Regions from separate parts of the Homo sapiens genome. Here all the other regions are linked to region 1. Evidence: chromatin contacts called from ENCODE Hi-C or POLR2A ChIA-PET data. All regions are on one chromosome and are shown on one strand. Each heading gives the region's core, a stretch centred on a gene start or an enhancer-like site at or near the end of the contact. The rest is flanking DNA. Distances are from core to core; before and after follow the strand shown.

The links. A loop is a pair of places that touch in the nucleus more often than their neighbours do. ChIA-PET counts read pairs that join two places held with the same protein, here RNA polymerase II (POLR2A). Pooled maps may share reads with other maps.
Region 2: a map of naive thymus-derived CD4-positive, alpha-beta T cell shows a loop between it and region 1 (14-fold over the local background). The contact joins the promoter of TRAPPC12 here to the promoter of ITGB1BP1 in region 1. A Hi-C loop is called at or near these places in 1 of 168 maps with a recorded cell type or tissue (naive thymus-derived CD4-positive, alpha-beta T cell) and 11 of 50 pooled maps. POLR2A ChIA-PET finds 5 or more read pairs at or near these places in 1 of 52 experiments (WTC11).
Region 3: a map with no recorded cell type shows a loop between it and region 1 (13-fold over the local background). The contact joins the promoter of TMEM18-DT here to the promoter of ITGB1BP1 in region 1. A Hi-C loop is called at or near these places in 1 of 37 single-sample maps with no recorded cell type and 9 of 50 pooled maps.

What each region holds. Positions count from the first base shown.
Region 1 is chr2:9,421,886-9,424,827 of GRCh38, reverse strand. ITGB1BP1 (integrin subunit beta 1 binding protein 1) reads left to right here and starts at 1,300. Exons shown (of 7, transcript NM_004763.5): 1 at 1,300-1,455. CPSF3 (cleavage and polyadenylation specific factor 3) reads right to left here and starts at 1,174. Exons shown (of 18, transcript NM_016207.4): 1 at 1,005-1,174. The coding sequence starts at 1,054. RefSeq lists enhancers at 938-987, 1,028-1,077, 1,948-1,997, 1,991-2,849 and a silencer at 1,508-1,807.
Region 2 is chr2:3,378,443-3,381,311 of GRCh38, reverse strand. It overlaps TRAPPC12 (trafficking protein particle complex subunit 12), which reads right to left and starts at 1,618. Exons shown (of 12, transcript NM_016030.6): 1 at 1,436-1,618. RefSeq lists a silencer at 1,598-1,647 and enhancers at 2,136-2,652, 2,653-2,869.
Region 3 is chr2:675,830-678,621 of GRCh38, reverse strand. It overlaps TMEM18-DT (TMEM18 divergent transcript), which reads right to left and starts at 1,250. Exons shown (of 3, transcript NR_183417.1): 1 at 1,149-1,250. TMEM18 (transmembrane protein 18) reads left to right here and starts at 1,216. Exons shown (of 5, transcript NM_152834.4): 1 at 1,216-1,333. The coding sequence starts at 1,277. RefSeq lists enhancers at 1,074-1,143, 1,174-1,273, 1,176-1,941 and a silencer at 1,434-1,683.

The DNA.
Region 1 (2,942 bases), core at 51-2,550:
CCAAAGTATCTCTCCAATATTTCCCACTGTGCACTGTAATTCTCTCCAAAAGAGCGAGAGCAATTAACTGGGCCCTCTGTTGCGTCTATATCCCCATGTGTGGTGCTTGACACTTGCTCAGTGTTTGCTCATCACAGGAAGACATGACAGGTGTGAACTAAGCAGAAGGAAACGGACTATGTCCCAAGCAGGTGCTCAATGAAGCCTTACTGAATGATTGTGTAAAGGAGATACTTTCTACCTTTTGGAAAGCGTATATTCATGTTGTGCCAACTAGTATCTAACAATAAACATGTTGTGGGTTCGAAATGCTCATCTGTAGGAATTCAAGTTCTCTACATTTGCATCTCCCCTTCAGCAGCATTCCCGACTGATGAGGATCGTGTCCACTGAAAGGCCACTCTCCTTATGGACAGTCGAGGGCTGAGTTTTTGTCCCTAACACCTCTGCACTTTCTCTTCTCCAGCTTTACACCTTCCTTATTCTACTAGGGCCTGAGCTGAGAAGATCGAAACTCACGGCAAGTCCCTAATATTTTCTAACTTCTGGCACATGTGAAGCCCTGGTGTTAAGAAACAGACTTAATTCTTCCCTGCACGGCTGTAGCCTCATTCAGGTCCTCCTCTCATCCTGTCGGTCATAAGCTTCACCGGCTCCCTCACAGCTTGCCCTGACGCGCAGAGATCCGTGCTTGTGCTAAGTGAAAACGCTTCTTAGCGTGTACGAAAGCGAGCGGTGGCCCCGTAAAACTTTTTTTTTTCCGACTCCAACATACCCTCCCCTGAAACTGATGAAAAAGCAAAATCCCGTTCACTCTATAGCAGGCCCCTTCCGATCAACGGTCCTCCAACCCCTCGAGCCTGAGAAGCCTGGCCCGCAAGCGCGGACCAAAGGCAGGCTGCCGGGGTAGGTGGGAGCGCGGGCGACGGAGGAGGCCAGTCTCCGGTTACCCCTCGCGCCCCTCACAGCCCGTGGCTTCATTCCCTCTCTCGCTGGTCCCTTACAGGGGTCGGATCAGCAGCTGGTCGCTCTCCTCAGCAGGAATCGCAGACATCCCGAAAGTGTGAGGGCGAAGCGGGGGTGAGGAACAGGTCGCCGGGGTCTTCCTAAATTGGAAGCACAGCCACCGGTAAATAAAAAAGGAAGAACCCCATTCACCAAGAGCACAACTTCCGTCACTCCGGAGCCCGCGGCACTAGACTCCTCCCCTCGACTTCCGGTCGGGGGACGCCGCTCGCGAGGCTTCCCACCACTTGGGGTCTTGGAACCGGGGGTAGGACGTCAGGACTGCGCCTGCGCATAGTCTTGGAGGCGCGGCCCGGCGGACGTGGGCAGGAGGGCTGGAAAAGCCGGCGCTGGAGCGGGAACGGGAGTAGCTGCCTGGGCGCCAAAGGCCGCGGCACTCCCACGCGGACCCCGAAGTCCGCAACCCGGGGATGGGCCCGCGGCTGCGAGGTGAGCGCCCAGCCCTCGTCCCGCTTGGGGCCGAGCTCGCGGAGGCCTGACGGGAACACGGTCCCGAGAGCGGCGCGGACGGCCAGGAAGGATGGGTGGGGCCGCGGGGCGGGCGGAGGAGGGATGCCTGGGCTCGGGCTTGGTTCCGGGCGGGGCCGCGCTCCCGGGGCGCGGGTGGAGGAGCTTGGAACCACGCAGATCGGGCGTGGGCTTGCGGACTGCAGCTTCCCGAGCCGCTGTCGCCCCGGAGGGGCGGCAAGGCGGGCGGCCGCGGGCCGTTTCCTTGCCTCTTCCTCTGCCCCGCTTCGGCCGCCTCCCGCCTCTCAGGGTCGGGGTTGTCTGTCCCCTTCGCTGTCACATCCTCCGCACCCAGCGCTTGGAAGGTGCTCCATCACGGTGACAGACAGGTGCCAAGCAGGCTGGCGTCTGGGAGGAACTTCGGAGCCGGCTCTCCCTAGGCCCCGAGCTTGGCCGCATCCGTCCTTACTCTGGTGACCCTGGGCAGGTCACTGACTCTTCGGGCGCTTTGGCATCCTCGTTTGAAAGGGGCTGTTATCCTGCAGCCTTGCTGGTCGGTGAGGGTGAGGGTGAGAGGGATCTGTGCACCTAGCACCGTGCATGGCACGTGGTAGGCGTTTGGTACATGGGAATCGCTGTTGGGGTGTCACCTCCCCAGAAAGTTCTCGGCTTCAGTAAGCGCGTCCCCTGCCAGGCGCCCTGGCAATGCAGAGGAGTCACCGAGCTCCGCCTTTGACCAGCGTGCAGCTGGGAGAGTGAGATCAGAGACCACAGCAGATCGTGGCGCTGTGATCAGGGGGTACACTCAAGCTGTGGGTCCCTTACCCCAGCCTTGAGATCCCAGGAAGGCCTGCAGCCTGAAACGGGCCTTGAAAGGTAAGAAGTAGCCAAGTGCCTGACAGGTGAAGGACGTCCCGGGCGGTGCAAAGCAGGGGCGCGTGGAGCATCGCGCTGAGAACCAGGAGCAGCTTTGCCTTGCTGAGATCAATGAACTGTGCCCGGGTTGTGGAGGATGGAAGTGGAAAGGTGATTAGGAGCTGGGTCCTGGAGGACCTGGCGTGTCGTGCTGAAGAACGTTGACTTTGGTCTCTGACTTTGGAGAACCAGTGAAAGATTTTCAGCAGGCTAGTGGCATTAGATTCATGTTTGAAAGAAATCATTTTAATCGTTTTGGCTGCAGTGTGGGGGTAGATTTAAAGTGTTAGGGAATCCAGTAGGACAAGGTCCCTTATCCACGAAATATCCTTGGGTTTGTGAATTCCTTAAATTCATGCCAAACTTTGTATGGATGTGCATTTTTATAGGGTGAGGATCCATCACATTCATCAGTTTCTAAAAAAATAGTGTCTGTGCCCATGGTTTAGGATGACGGGGGCCCTGGTGGAGAGCTGGCTCAGAGAGCTCTTCAGGTGGGGTATACAGTGGGTCTTGGTGCCAGATTGGATGTGGGGCCTGAAGGACAGCAAGGA
Region 2 (2,869 bases), core at 369-2,868, 6.0 Mb after region 1:
TTACCAAATTGCAGTCATGTAAAATTTCCTTCCATAAGGGCACGAGGGTGTGTAGTGGAAATCTAGGTGGCACGTATTAACAGAAGTCTCCATGTAATGAACACTCACTACAGATCAAGCATTTTACCTTATTATTTAATACTCATCCTAAACTTTTGAAGCATTATTATTACCTCCATCATACAGCAGAGAAGGCCAAGTGATTTGCCTAACATCACACTGACAGTACCTGATGGTGACAGGCTACCCACACAGCGCTTTCTGCCAATACTCTTTTCTTTGTGCTGGTCACCTCTCAGCTCCTCTTGCAAGGTTGCCAGGCAGGGGTGGGCAGAAAGAGCTCTGAAGGCAGTGTCTCAATAACTGTGTTGAGTCTTAGCTTCCCGACCAAGTGAAGTAACCTCTGAAAATCTTGATCTTTTAGATGGTACATCAGAATAAAGAGGATTAAATAGTGGCACCCCTGCATAGGCATCTTTTAAAGTGTGAAGAGCTGCACAGACACAAGCATAGTAATTATCATTTTAATGATAAAGCAGAGTGGCAACACCCAGTTTAGTAACTGTGAAGAAGATCCCATCAGATATCACAAAATGTAAGAACTGAATGAGTAACACTGTGTAATATTTCATTTGCTTTTCCCCTGTCCCTCTCCCACCCCAATCCCAAGACGGGACTGGCTCATTATCCGCCACTATCTTCTGAATTTGCGAACAGTGACTGAATCCAAAGACACCATATCTTCAAGTAGCCATTAAAAAGTACAAACCGTAGGTCCAAGAAAATTTTTCCTTGGGGCTACACTGTTTCGTAGTGAAGAGTGAAAAAATGACACGTTAAAACACATCTTTGACCCTAACGCTTTCTGTTGAATAAACGCTTTTTCGGTCTTCACAGTAAATATACTCTACAATTAGTATGTGTAGCAACAGCGGACGTTTACACAGTGACTCAAATGCTTTTACACTGCATTGCAGCCTCACAATGCTGAGTTTGGCAGGGCAGGTCATTAGTAACCTCTTTCCGCGGGAGGGTGAATTAAGTCTAAGGGAAGTTAAGGGGCTTGCTGGGGGCCTGGCTGGCACCAAGCCTGGAACTGGGGGTCTCGGGGACGCCTGGGCGCGCGCCAGCGGGTAGTTTCCCACACGCTTCGCAGCAGCTTCCCCTTCCCGCAAACTCCGCGGGCTGCAGAGACGCTTCCAGCCCTCTGCAGACGTGGAGAGCAAGGGCCGCGGCGACGTGGAGCCTGGCACAAGGCCCGCGGAGCACACACGCCCTTGGGTGGCAGGCGACCCCGCGCCCGGACCCCACGCCCACTCTAGCATCGGTCCCAGAGAAGGTCCCTCCGGGCTGAGGCCAAAGCCAGTGTGCTCCCTCCCCGAGGTGGCGCTACACGGTCCCATCCCCTCTGGACTGCCGAGGCCCTGATCCTCACCTGCCACCCGCCCACTGGAGCTGGGCTAAGGGGTCACCTGCGGCCGTGACCAAGGTCCGTGAGGAAGGTGACAGAAGCCGGGAATCGGAGAGGAACTGGCACCCCCGGGGAGCTCTGTACGCCTGCGCGTGCCGGGCCGCGGCGCGCCTAGTTCTGCTCAGGCCCGATGCAGGAACCCGAGGCCCTGCCCCCAGGCCGGAAATGGGGTTCGTTTCCGGTTCGTCTGCTGTGGGCGGGGCCTGGAGCCCTAGGTGTGAACGCGCACAGGCAACCAGGAGCCGGTAGTTGAGGGGAGCGGACCCTGTACTTGGAAATGGGAACGGAGACTCCACTCCACCTAGCCTGATTCTGTCACTCAGAGGCAATAGGCAAGCCTGTGGCAGATGGGGCGGGTGAAAGGGAGTCGCTTAGGCTATTTTTATTGACCAGCATATCCTAGAAATCAGTGTTTCTATGGATTTGTCTTTGTGTTTATCTGTATTTTGTAAGTTTCTTACCATGCACCTGCAGTACTTGTATAATAAAATTAATGATAAAGATATCAGTGATAGATGGGTGGGTTTAATCCCGAAGTATGAAGGCCCTCTTAGCTCCGCAAGTTAATATCGGCAAACAGAGTGGTTGAATAGGATGATTCTCATGTCTGGGCCATTGCTTACTTGATTTCTTTCTTTCTTGTTTTTGCTTACTTGATTTCTTTCTTTTCTTTTCTTTTTTTTTGACCGACTCTGGCTCTGTCGCCCAGGCTGGAGTGCAGTGGCGCGATCTCGGTTCACTGCAACCTCCGCCTCCCGGGTTCAAGCGATTCTCCTGCCTCAGCCTCCCGAGTAGCTGGGATTACAGGCGCGTGCCACCACGCTGGGCTAAGTTTCGTATTTTTAGTAGAGACGGGGTTTCACTGTGTTGGCCAGGCAGGTCTCGAACTGACCTTGTGATCCACCCTCCTCAGCCTCCCAAAATGCTGGGGTTACAAGCGTGAGCCACCGCGCCCGGCCTGCTCATTTGATTTCTCATGTAATCTCTAAAATTTCATACACTCAACAGATACTCATCCAGCCTTAACTCAATACCACGCGCCTTGCCCAACTGAGCAAAACGAGACCCAACCATTTCCGTCACGGAGATCAATAAAGGGTAGAGGGGAAAGCTAATCACAGAAATGGAGGAAAGGTGCGTGGTCCTGGAAGCCCCGGTGGAACCAGGCTAGCGGCGTGGTTCAGCTATGATGTATTTTGGAGTCCTTGCGATGCCATTTCTGCTGGCCCAAGGCCAGGGCAGGCACTTTGAGCAGGATGCGAAAGAGGGGCAGTCTCTCCACCACAAGTCTTTAGTCTTTGGAGACCTCTAGGAACCCCAGGGCCTTCCCTTCCGACTCCCATTCGGAGGCATATGCAGTCCAGGACCACCAGTGGTGCGGTGCCGGCTTTCATAACC
Region 3 (2,792 bases), core at 1-2,500, 8.7 Mb after region 1:
ACCCCGTCTCTACTAAAAATACAAAAAAAATTAGCCAGGTGAGGTGGCGAACACCTGTAATCCCAGCTACTCGGGAGGCTGAGGCAGGAGAATAGCTTGAACCCAGGAGGCGGAGGTTGCAGTGAGCCGAGGTCCCACCATTGTGCTCCAGCCTGGGCGACAGAGCGAGACATCGTCTTAAAAAAAAAAAAAAAAAACCAGGAAAGCCAAGCCCGAGATTTCCCAAACTCAGCAACAACAGTCGTGATGTTTTGAGAGGAAGGTTGAGAAACACAAAAGAGAGGAAGATGCACTATCTACCTAACGGGATGTTCCTGGAGTTGAATACAGGAAGAATAGAGAAAAATATCAATGAAAGAAATGTTTTCCCATAAGAAGAAACCATGACCTTCTACACTGAAATGAGAGAATGCATGTTAAGTAGCATAAGCAGAAATGACCACACTGTGGAAAGATTTTAAGAAAGATCTGGGAGGGGTTAAAGCTATTAAAAAAAAAAAAAAGTCCACCACTAGAACTATTTTTAGAAACATTAAACTAGTTCAAGAGCTAACATATGCAATTAAAGTATATACACTTAATAATTCATGATGTTAAAATAACAGAATGTTTAATTTGAAAATGTCAAAGTTGGGGTATAGATGTTAAAATAAAGGGAAAAAATTCGCTGGAAGAAAATTAACTTTATATTTTTGTATCTGTCGTTGAACAACGAAGTGAAGCGTAAGAACATCTGGTAAATCTCCAAAGTGAAGACAGATAACCCTAAGCTGACCCAGACTAAGAGTGCACTGCCCTTAGGGTCGCGAGAGCAGACACCTTCCCAAGTCCTGCAGGGTCCGAGGAGTGGGCAATGTCCCCGGCTCCTGCAGGGTCTCGGGGCGGACACCGTCCTCATTGATGCTCTGACCCTTCTAGGGAGTCCCAGGTGGGACAGGGCTGGCGTGGCGGTACAGCGCCCTGAGCCTTTGAAACAAACCTCCTAAATTCCACCCGCCTCCGCCTGCTCCTCTGTTAACGAACTAAAGACGCCCTCGGCCTCCTGGCGGAGCGAGCACAAGTCCCACAGCAGCGTAGTAAGTTTTCCGTATTACAGCGACCACCAGGAAATATCGCGATATCTGGACCTAGCAATGCCATGAAATTACCGCGAGAGGAAGCAAGCGCAAGTTTCGTGAGAAGGGCAGATCTCACGAGAGAGGATTTGGCGCCCTCCTCTGTGGATTCTGGCCAGGCCGGGTTCGGCGGTTGCTGTGAGAGCGGGCTTCCCAACACCATGCCGTCCGCCTTCTCTGTCAGCTCTTTCCCCGTCAGCATCCCAGCCGTGCTCACGGTAACTCGCGGCCCGCGTAACCACCAGTTCGGGGGAGGACGGCGGAGAGGCGTAGGGTAGGCCCCACAGAGCACCCGGCCTGTGGCCAAGAAGGCCCCGGCCGTGGGCGGGGCCTTGTGGCGGAGCGCGCGCGCTGGGCAGGGTCCTGAGACCTGTGGGAGTGGCTCGGGGCCGGCGTCGGGGGCGCGCGCTGTGGGCGGGGTCCTGGGCCCTGTGGGAGGGGGCCGGGGCCGGGCGTCGGGGCGCGAGCGCTAGGCGGGGTCCTGGGCCGTTGGGCGGGGAGGGGCGGGGCCGGGCGGGGCCTTGTGGAGGAGCGTGCGCAGTGAGCTGGCTCCGGCGCTCTGTGGCCCGGGCTTGGGCTGGGCTGGCGTCCTGCACCGTGCGGGCGTGGCTGAGTTGTGTGGGCGGAGCGCGAGGGGTAGGGCTTTGTTCGTGTGGGAGGTGCACGCCGGCCAGTCCAGCGTCTTGCGGGCGGGGCTTGGGCCATGTGGGCGGATTCTGGCAGTGCGGCGGGGCGTGCGTGGTGGAGCCTGATCGTGTGGGGTGGCACGGAGGAACGCTGCCCAGTGTGGGCGGGGCGTGCGCCGTGCCGGGTTCGTCTGACAGATCCCAGGGGAGCCCACGCCCCACGTGGCCGCCAAGGGGTGACATGGGCACTCGATGGGGTCTGGGCAGAAAGCCGTGCTCCCCTCACCTCCGTGCCTCTGGTCTTCTGGTGGGTGCATTGATGGGAGTAGATGCGCTTGTGTCCTTATGTCATGGCGCGGCTCTGGAGAAGCCGCTGCGGTCCCCAGCAGAGAGTAGTGACACAGGAGTTCTGGAGGGCTGTGCCGGGCTGCAGCTTGGAGGGCAGGGCGGGGCTGCAGCTTGGAGGGCAGGGCGGGGCTGCAGCTTGGAGGGCAGGGCTTGTCTTCTGCAGGAGGGCGCTCAAGGAGGGGATGGGGAGGGTTGAGGACTGCTGGGATTGGCATCTGAGCATCAGGTGGGGACTGAGCAGCAGTGGATCTGAGCCTGGCTACTTCAGGTCCCTGAGCCAGACACTGTCCCCAGGTACAGCAGGGTCCCGGGGAGTCCAGGAGGCGGCGGAGTGCGGCACTGTCTGGAGAGTTCAGTGTATTGCAGAGAGGTTGGAGAAAATCAAGTCTTGCACGTGGCGATGGCTCAAGATTCCCTGAGGTCTTCAGTGCTGACTAAGGAGTCTGAAATGATGATTCATGTTTTACCTTTGGGGCTGAGCCAAGTGCATCTCTTTGAGCAATCGTCTTAATTTCCTTGTCGTCACCAATTATCATAACCAATTATCATCGTAAAGGATGGTAATTCCTTTAATTATACCCACCTTAAAAACATGATTCTGTTCCACAAACGAAAGGAGCACATCAGAGATGCCTTCAGTTCTGTGTGCTTGAACTTTGAATTCCATGAATTATAGTTGCACTGAGGGGAGAATCCTGTTTCC